2 separate regions of the Homo sapiens genome follow, and region 2 is linked to region 1. A link is an interaction called in ENCODE POLR2A ChIA-PET data of the cell type or tissue named here. Cell type or tissue: Panc1. All regions are shown on one strand. Each heading gives the region's core, and the rest is flanking DNA. Links, peaks and the distances in the headings are about the cores only. Region 1 overlaps BCAS3 (BCAS3 microtubule associated cell migration factor). Region 2 overlaps BCAS3 (BCAS3 microtubule associated cell migration factor).

Region 1 (4,402 bases), core at 267-4,266:
CTGCTGATAACCACCGTTCTACTATTCTCTGCTTCTGTGAACTTGATTGTTTATCAAATCTGCACATAATTGAGATCATAGGTCATTTGTCCTTACATGCCTGGTTCATTTCACTTAGCATAATGTCCTCCAAGCTCATCCATGTTGTCACAAATGACAGGATTTCCTTCTTTTTTAAGGCTGAATAGTATTCCATTGTGCATATGTACCACATTTTCATTTATCTGTTGATGGACATTTTGGTTGATTCCATAACTTGGCTGCTGTGACTAGTTCTGTAATGAACATGAGAGCACAGATATCTCTTCAACACACTAATTTCCTTTCCTTTCTGTATATACCCAGTTTCAGGATTGCTCATGGTTTGTATGGTTAAAATAAGGAAATGGCCAAAGTATGATTTCAATAATCGCACGGTGTATTACCATACAAAGAGATTCTCTTCCCTGCTTCCCTACAATGCTCAAACGGGGAGAAAATGAGAAAAAATCTTGTAGGGAATACACTCGATAGACACAGTGAGTTCCATTTTATTTAGAGTCCAATTGATGAATTCTGGTAGCTCAATTAAGATAGAATCAGGCCTCAGTGGAAGTAAAGTCTAATCACAGTTCGATATGTACTTTTCTATGGGAGCTTCTCAGGAGAGATGGTTTGACCACACAAGTCCTTGTACACTAGTGAGTGGTGCAGGTATTGGCAGGTGAGACTTTGGAGAACAGCTTGAAGGCTGACAAAGAGTAGTCCTGCTGCATCCTGAGGTCTCAGTGTGTCTTGTCAAAGTCCTGGGGTTAGGTCAGGCATGGGTGGTTCACACCTGTAATCCCAGCACTTTCGGAGGCCAAGGCAGGAAGATTACTTGTTGGCAGGAGTTCGAGATCAACCTGAGCAACTTAGTGAGACCCCATCTCTGTAAAAAATATAAAGATTAGCTGGGTGTGGTGGTGCATGGCCATAGTCCCAGCTACTCAGGAGACTGAGGCAGGAGGATCACTTGAGTTTGAGGATGCAGTGAGCTATGATTGTGTCACTGTGCTCCAGCCTGGGTGACACAGTGGGAAAAAAAAAAAAAGCTCTTGGGTTTACATGTGTTTTGGAGTCCAGTAGTTGAGATCAGTAACTCACATATGTGGTCTGATAAGGGGTGATGTAACATTGTCATGGGGAAGGGCATTATACTCCATGTTTTTATCTTAGCAAAACATATGTCACCAATGCAGCAAATTATGTGAATGTTTGGAATCATTTCAAAGCTGTCCCAGCTAGATTATATGATAGCTCTATTTTTAATTTTGGGGGAAACCTCAATACTGTTTTCCATAATGGCTGTGCTAATTCACATTCCCACCAACAATACACTGTGGTTCACTGGGAGAAAATATTAACGGAAGCTACACATTGGTAGAAAGTATTTTCCGCTCACCCAACTGATAAAGGACTTGTATCCAGAATATATAAATATAAAAAGCTCAGAACTCAAGAATAAGAAAGCTAACAACTGAATTAAAAAATAGGTAAGTTTGAGACTAGGTGTGGTGGCTCACGCCTGTAATTCTAGCACTTTGGGAGACTGAGGCAGAAGGGTTGCTTGAGTCTAGGAGTTAGAATCCAGCCTGGGCAACAGAGTGAGATCCCAGCTCTACAAAAAATAACAGAAGATTAGCTGGGTGTGGCAGTATGTGCCTTGTAGTCCCAGCTACTCCGGAGGCTGAGGTGGGAGGATTGCTTAAGCCTAGGAGGGGAAGGCTGCAGTGAGCCATGATTGTGCCCCTGCACTCCAGCCTGGGAGACAGAGCAAGACCCTATCTCAAAAAAAAAAAAAAAAAAAAAAAGAAAAAGAAAAAGAAAAAATTTGGACAAATTTAAAATGTAGAGAAAATATTTTCCTTTAAACTGTCAACCTTATTTATAAGGTAAGATGTATATGGTTATTTAATATATTATATATGTATTTAATATATGGCTAATATATACATTTTTCTGACTTTATATATAGATATAAAACCAGAAAAGCTATTTACCCAGAAAATTTTTTTCTTCCTATATTTTTGTTTTCATTTTACTCAGTGATATAATTTTTATTCTTACTTCCTGATAGTAAAAGAAAAAATGAACCCAACCCTCAAAAGGCTGAGGCCCTGTCCCCCCATTGTCAGTGATTTGTTTTTTCTGACAGGTTGAAAATTGTGTAATGTCTATTTATTTATTTATTTATTTATTTATTTATTTATTTATTTATGTATTTAGAGAGATGGTCTTGCTGTGTCACCCAGGCTGGAGTGCACTGGTGCTATCATGGTTCACTGCAGCCTCCACCTCCTAGGCTCAAGTGATCCTCCCACCTCAGCCTCCCAAGTAGCTGGGACTACAGTCATGTGCCAACATGTCCCAACAATTTTTGAAATTTTTTGTAGAGACAGGGTCCCACTGTATAGTGCCCAGGCAGGTCTTGAACTCCTGGGCTCCAGTGATCCTCCTGCCTCAGCCTCCCAAAGTGCCAGGATTATAGGCATGAGCCACCGCACTCTGGCCTCAATCTTTTATTTTTAAAAATGAGCAAATGATTTGAACAGATTTCACCAAAGAAGATCTATAGATGGCAAAGAAGCATATGCAAAAATGTTTAATACCGTTAGTCCTTAGAGATTTGCAAATTAAAACAAAAATGAGATCCCACTACCTGCTTATTAGATATCCCAAAATTTAAAATGCTGATCATACCTAGTCTTGGGGAAGGACATAGAGCAACTGGAGCTCTTGTACATTGCTTTTGGAAATAGAAAATTGTACAAATGTTTTGGAAAACTCCTTGCTAGTTTCTTAAAACATTAAACATGCACTTATCATATGATCTAGCCATTCCATTCCTAAATATTTAACCAAGAGAAATGAAGGCATTTGTCCATATAAGAACCGTACATGAAAGTTTAGTATCAGCTATATACACTTGTAGTAGTCAAGAAATGGAAATAACCCAATGTCCCTTAACAGGTAAATGGAGAAACGAATTGGTATTTATCTATAAAATGGAATACTACTCAGCAATAAATAGGAATGAGTTCTTGATAAATGCGATAATATGGGTGGATCTCAAATAAGCAAAAGGAGCCAGAACAAATGAATACATACTGTACGGCTTCATTTTTATAATGTGCTAGAGGATGCTAACTAATCTGTGGTAACTGAAAGCAAGAAGTGGTTTCCTGGATATCCAAATGGGGCAGGAAGAGAGATGGATTACAAAGGGGCATGATTTAACCTTTGGCAGTGATCACTACACTATGTTCATTATCTTGATTGTGGTGATGATTTCATGGGTGTATACATATGTTAAAACTTGTAAATGGTGCACTTTAGATATGTCTAACTTAGTGTATGCAATTAAACTATCAAAATATATTCTCAAGGATGGAAGTTTATACCCTCATTCTATATTCTGTTCAGCAGTGCTATTTTGAGATTATGTATACCAATTAATTTAGTAGGTCTTTTAAGTGGAAGTTACATAGTGTCTATCTGTTGCACCTGACTTGTTTCCAAACCCATCATTATTTAATGAGAGAGCTAAATTCATGGCATTTTGATTTTGGACTAAACATTGAATATGTACATTACATAAGACTATATACTATAGCTACTAAATGGGTAATCTTTTGTCCTACATCTCTACATTCTATCATAAAAAAATTAGACACTTGTATCTTTGAATGTTTGAGTTGGTGTTTTGCTTCAGACTCTTCAAATACAGACTTTAATCCCAATCTCTTTCTTTATTTTAAATTAAAATTCACAGGTTCTGGTTGGGTGGGCTGTATACATTCAATCTGCCCTCTTATTCCATGGACGTCCTGCTTGGACATTATATTTTGAAATCTGTATTACAAAGTCTTTTATCCTTTTATTAGTTTAGTACTTTAAACCTTAGACATAAAAAAGAAGACTATCAGTGAAAATCAATTGAAATGTAGTTAGATAAAGATCTGATGTACAAGCAGAAGGCTTAGTTGCAGCACAATATAATCAATTAGGACTCTCCAGCTGCATACAGAGTTTTACCCATCCAATCACTTTTCACACGTTTCTTCCATTAGCTTGACTAGAGTTATTCTTCTTTTTTTAATGTGAATTATGATGAATGAGATTGTTGTTATGAATATAGAGATGGGTCATTATCCTACAGAAACCAGATTGTGCTGGTGTTTAGTGATTAGGGCTATCTGCTTCTGCTATCAATAAAGTACAGATTTATCTGTCTCAAATTATGATTGGGAAGCCAGTAGTCATTGTTATCTAATTCATTTAACAATGTTACAATACAAATGTATAATATAAAATTGTTTTTGTTCAGCTGGGTAATTGACATAACTTTTAAGTTGTGAGGGTAAAGGAATATAATTTATCA
Region 2 (4,402 bases), core at 203-4,202, 110 kb after region 1:
GTGTCAGCGAGGGAGGCTCCAAGGACAAGTTGAATGCCCAAGTTATAGAAAGTTATGTTTGTATTGGTCGTTGTTAATAAAACAGAGTATCTGGGGTGTTTGAAAAAGAAGGAAGCCCATCAACACAGAGGATTATGAATCAGACCCTTCCAGAAGTCTCTATACCTCACTTTGAGAGAATTTCCATTTTGGTTTAATGAGTTGGTCACATTGCATCATCCCTTTATCTACCCAAAATGTGAATTTTAAACATTTTTTATCCAGATAATTTTTTCACAGAGGGAAATGCACAGAGCTTAAATGTGCAAGTAATTAAATGAGTTTTAGTGAAGGGGAGAAATCACAGTAAAAATATATATTTTCAATATATTTGTATATTATATATAATACATATTTTATATTTTTATATATAAATTTTTTTCACTGTGATTTTCCCCCTTTAAAAATAAATCAGCCCATGGCATCTTTTATTTAAATAATACTATGATGTCGTGATGTTGTAATACTAAAAGTTGTGTTGTTTTTTTTGCTCCACGTTGCTCCTTTTTGTATTGAAAACGATTGGGCAGCCATGACATTCAATGGTGCTGCCTAGTTCCTTCAGAGATTTTACCGTTTTATTTATGTTTTAATACAAAGGTGACCATTTTTACTGGAAAAGTACCAATGAATTCAACTAGTCTTGGTTTGGAGGACTATAACACATTCAAACTAGTTAGCTTCATCCACCAGACATTAAGCACCCACTCTATGCTAAGTACTTTATGTTACGTTTAGCTCATTCTCCCTATTATATTTAGTTAACTCTCCTATTTAGTTCATCAGCGATGATGAAGGGAAGACCAAGTGAATTTAGAGGGGATTTGTACCAAAATGAGGTTGCAAAAGTAAATTGATTTTTTTTTTTTTTTTGAGACGAGTCTGGCTCTGTCGCCCAGGCTAGAGTGCAGTGGTGCCATCTCAGCTCACTGCAAGCTCCGCCTCCTGGGTTCACGCCATTCTCCTGCCTCAGCCTCCCAAGTAGCTGGGACTACAGGCGACCGCCACCATGCCTGGCTAATTTTTTGTATTTTTAGTCGAGACAGGGTTTCAATGTGTTAGCCAGGATGGTCTCAATCTTCTGACCTCGTAATCCACCTTCCTCAGCCTCCCAAACTGCTGAGATTACAGGCGTGAGCCACCGCACTTGGCCGTAAATTGATTTTTTAAAAAAAAATTTTAGAGACAGGGTTTTGCTCTGTCACCCAGGTTGGAATGCAGTGACGCAGTCATAGCTCACTGCAGCCTCAACCTCCTGGGCTCAAACAGTCCTCCTGCCTCAGCCCCCCAAGTAGCTGAGACAGCAGGCCACCACACCCAGTTGTAAATTGATTTTTAAGCAGTTAGAACTTGAACTGATTCACCTGGGCAGCTTTAGTTGTATCTTTGGTATTACGATCTTGAGAGGTGAAGCCGGCTGGGCTTCTGGGTTGGGTGGGGACTTGGAGAACTTTTCTGTCTAGCTAAAGGATTGTAAATGCACCAATCAGCGTTCTGTGTCTAGCTAAAGGTTTGTAAACACACCAATCAGCACTCTGTAAAAATGGACCAATCATCACTCTGTAAAATGGACCAATCAGCAGGATGTGGGCAGGGCCAAATAAGGGAATAAAAATTGGCCACCTCCCCCACCCACACCAGCAGTCGCAAACCTGCTCAGGTTCCCTTCTATGTCAGGAAGGTTTGTTCTTTCACTCTTCACAATAAATCTTGCTGCTGCTCACTCTGGGTCCACACTAGCTTTATGAGCTGTAACACTCACCAGGAAGGTCTGTGGCTTCATTCCTGAGAATGAAGTCAGCGAGACCACGAACCGACCGGAAGGAAGAAACACTGGACACATCTGAACATCTCAAGGAACAAACTCCAGACACACCATCTTTAAGAACTGTAACACTCATCGCGAGGGTCCGCGGCTGGTTCTTGAAATCAGCCAGACCCAAGAACCCACCGGAAGGAACCAATTCCAGACACAATCTGAAGACTTGTTCACCTCCGATGCTGCTTCTGGGCTCTTTGCAATTAGCAGTGCAGCCCACAACTGCGTTTTTTTTTTTCCTCTACTCTTTTTTTTTTTCCCTCCTGCTGTTTAGGCTTCATTCTAACTAGCTTTTCAGCCTATGTGGGCATTTATTTGTTCCCTTAAGGCCATGCCAGTTGTTGCAAAGGTAGAGAAGGAATCCTCAGAAGAGCTCTCAGGGTCTCTGCTTAGGAAAGCCTCCACTCAACAGTAAGTGAGGAGATTTGCCCAGGCATGGCAGGGCATAGCACAGTGACCTGATGCCACCTCAGAAGGGACAGCAGAAGCTTCCCCAGCACCTAGCTAGTGCCTGTTGTTGAATGAATGTATAAGTGAAGTTTTCAAGCAAGTGTCATCAAGGTTCTCTCCTGGTTCTCCTGTCTGTAGGCTTCTGAAAGCTTTGCTGCCCTAAATTCCTGTCCTTGGTCTCTGTTGGGACCATGCCTACTGACTGATGCTAACCTCGGGGTCTCTTCTGTCCCCTAGTGATTCAAACCAGCTATCCTGAAACTGCTTCCACCTGGGCAGACCAGGGACCACAGGAACCAGAGAAATGAAAAGTATCACTTGAGAACTAAATTGGGGTGTTTTGCTTTTCCCCTCCTCCTAGGTTGTGTGTGTGTGTGTGTGTGTGTGTGTTTCTTGCTAAAATGCAGCAAAGGAAGGGGAAACAAATACAACAGTGCACGGCAGAGTCCCTGCTAATAAATGTATATAAAAGAACTGAGTGCTGCTTCTCCAACATAACTTCCAGGTCTGAATACTTTGTTTTCTGCAGATTTTCAACAGGTGTCAGTTACACTTTACCTGGCCCTAAAGTGAAAAGCTCTACATGCTTGGTTTGGTTTATCCATAGGATCTAGACTAGACTAGACTAGAGGATTGACGCAGTGAAAATGTTTACTCCTCTAATTAAGCAGAATTAAGGTCTGGGCTCAAAACTGTCTTGAGCTGTGCTAGGCATAATTGAGATGCATGGACTTTGTGTAAATAATGTACTTCTAATTGGCTTTGATTAAGTGCAAATTAGAATCACACTTCACTCCAGTGTGATTTACATTCCTAAGCCCTTTTACTAACTGAAGTACTGTGGGTGGCCGATAAGGCTTGTTTATCCAGGAGACAAGAGACTAGGAGCTAGGAGCTGCGGATCTGCAGTTTCCCAAAGGTAAAGGAGCCTGCAGCTGAGCCTCGAGTTTCTCATGTCTTCCCTCCCATCTCCAGTCCCTACTTTAGGCGAATCAGCTTTAGTCCTCTAAATTCTAAAGCTCTACCAATTTTTTTTTAGTTTCAAGACTTAGCTTACACACACACTCAAGTTACGTGAATACATGAATATTGCAGTTTGTCTTGTGAAACCTCAGACCTAAAACCAGCCCCAGGCTTTGACTGTCAATATCATGACACCTTTTTACTCATGGACCAGAAACATTTCATAAAGGAAACAACTGGTGGGAAGTTTTTTCCAGAGAGTTCCCAGTGTGTGAGTGTGAGTCAACAGACTGCTACAAAGTAGCTTAAACTCTGCACACATCTTCCTCTGGGATTTCTTTGCAGCTTTCAAAGGGTAGATCTTTGCAACCATCCCTTGGGGAGCCTGCAGGGCGGGGTGCGGAGGGTCTGCGGGGGTGGGGCGCTGCCGAATATGAGACATTTCCTCTTGCTTCTGAGTTCTCTGAATCTGCATTTGAAAGTTATCGTGAGCAGATGAAGCAGAGGTTGCTGGGTTTATACTGATGTCTGCGCCCACTCCTGTGCTGGTGAAGTCTGGCGTGTGGAGAGGCCTCTGGTTATTGGGAGGCTGGTAAATGGCCAGCAGGATAGAAATCCGACGTGGTGTTTATGACCCTGGAGGCCATCGATAACTGGACCTAGAAGGGTTTCTCCAGATTTTCTCACGTTAGCATGCTGCTGCTTGGTGCACGACCAAAAAGTAACATGTCAGAATAGGGATTTTCACACCAGCAGAGAGTGCTAACAGTGTGCCAGGATCTGTGGGCACGCTGTTAGCAGGGCTAAGTTAAATACTCGCTTTACACCGTTGTGAAGGCAGCTCCCAGGGCAGCCAGAGGAGCATGTCACCTTCAGAGTAGGTTGGACTGTAAATATGTTTGGTCTCTAAACTCTGCCACGGGCTTACCAGAGTGAGAAGTTAGCATATTGAGGCAAATTACACTACAGAGATCCTGGCCAGGGTGAGGAAAGACAGAGAATGCTTTCTAGGACCTTTATACTGCATTCATTCATTTATTCATTCACTGAAACTTTATGGGCCACCTACTGAGCCAGACACCAGAGATGCAACTAGAAAGATGCCATGGTCTTTACACCTAAAGAGCTCTA

The links. Peaks named below come from ENCODE experiments on the same cell type or tissue, not always from the same donor. Only the 100,000 strongest peaks of a DNase experiment are listed, where the experiment ranks them.
Region 2: POLR2A ChIA-PET joins it to region 1 with 7 read pairs; 1 of 35 experiments calls an interaction of 5 or more read pairs at or near these places.

What each region holds. Positions count from the first base shown.
Region 1 is chr17:61,174,330-61,178,731 of GRCh38, forward strand. The region is part of intron 22 of BCAS3 (BCAS3 microtubule associated cell migration factor); the gene reads left to right. Among named protein-coding and RNA genes, the nearest start is that of BCAS3-AS1, 41 kb to the left of the region's middle. In Panc1, for the core only: no CTCF peak of the experiment used is centred there; no DNase peak of the experiment used is centred there; H3K27ac peaks cover 953 bases.
Region 2 is chr17:61,282,561-61,286,962 of GRCh38, forward strand. All of the region lies in intron 22 of BCAS3 (BCAS3 microtubule associated cell migration factor), which reads left to right. Among named protein-coding and RNA genes, the nearest start is that of TBX2-AS1, 110 kb to the right of the region's middle. RefSeq lists an enhancer at 1,020-1,520. In Panc1, for the core only: no CTCF peak of the experiment used is centred there; no DNase peak of the experiment used is centred there; H3K27ac peaks cover 1,066 bases.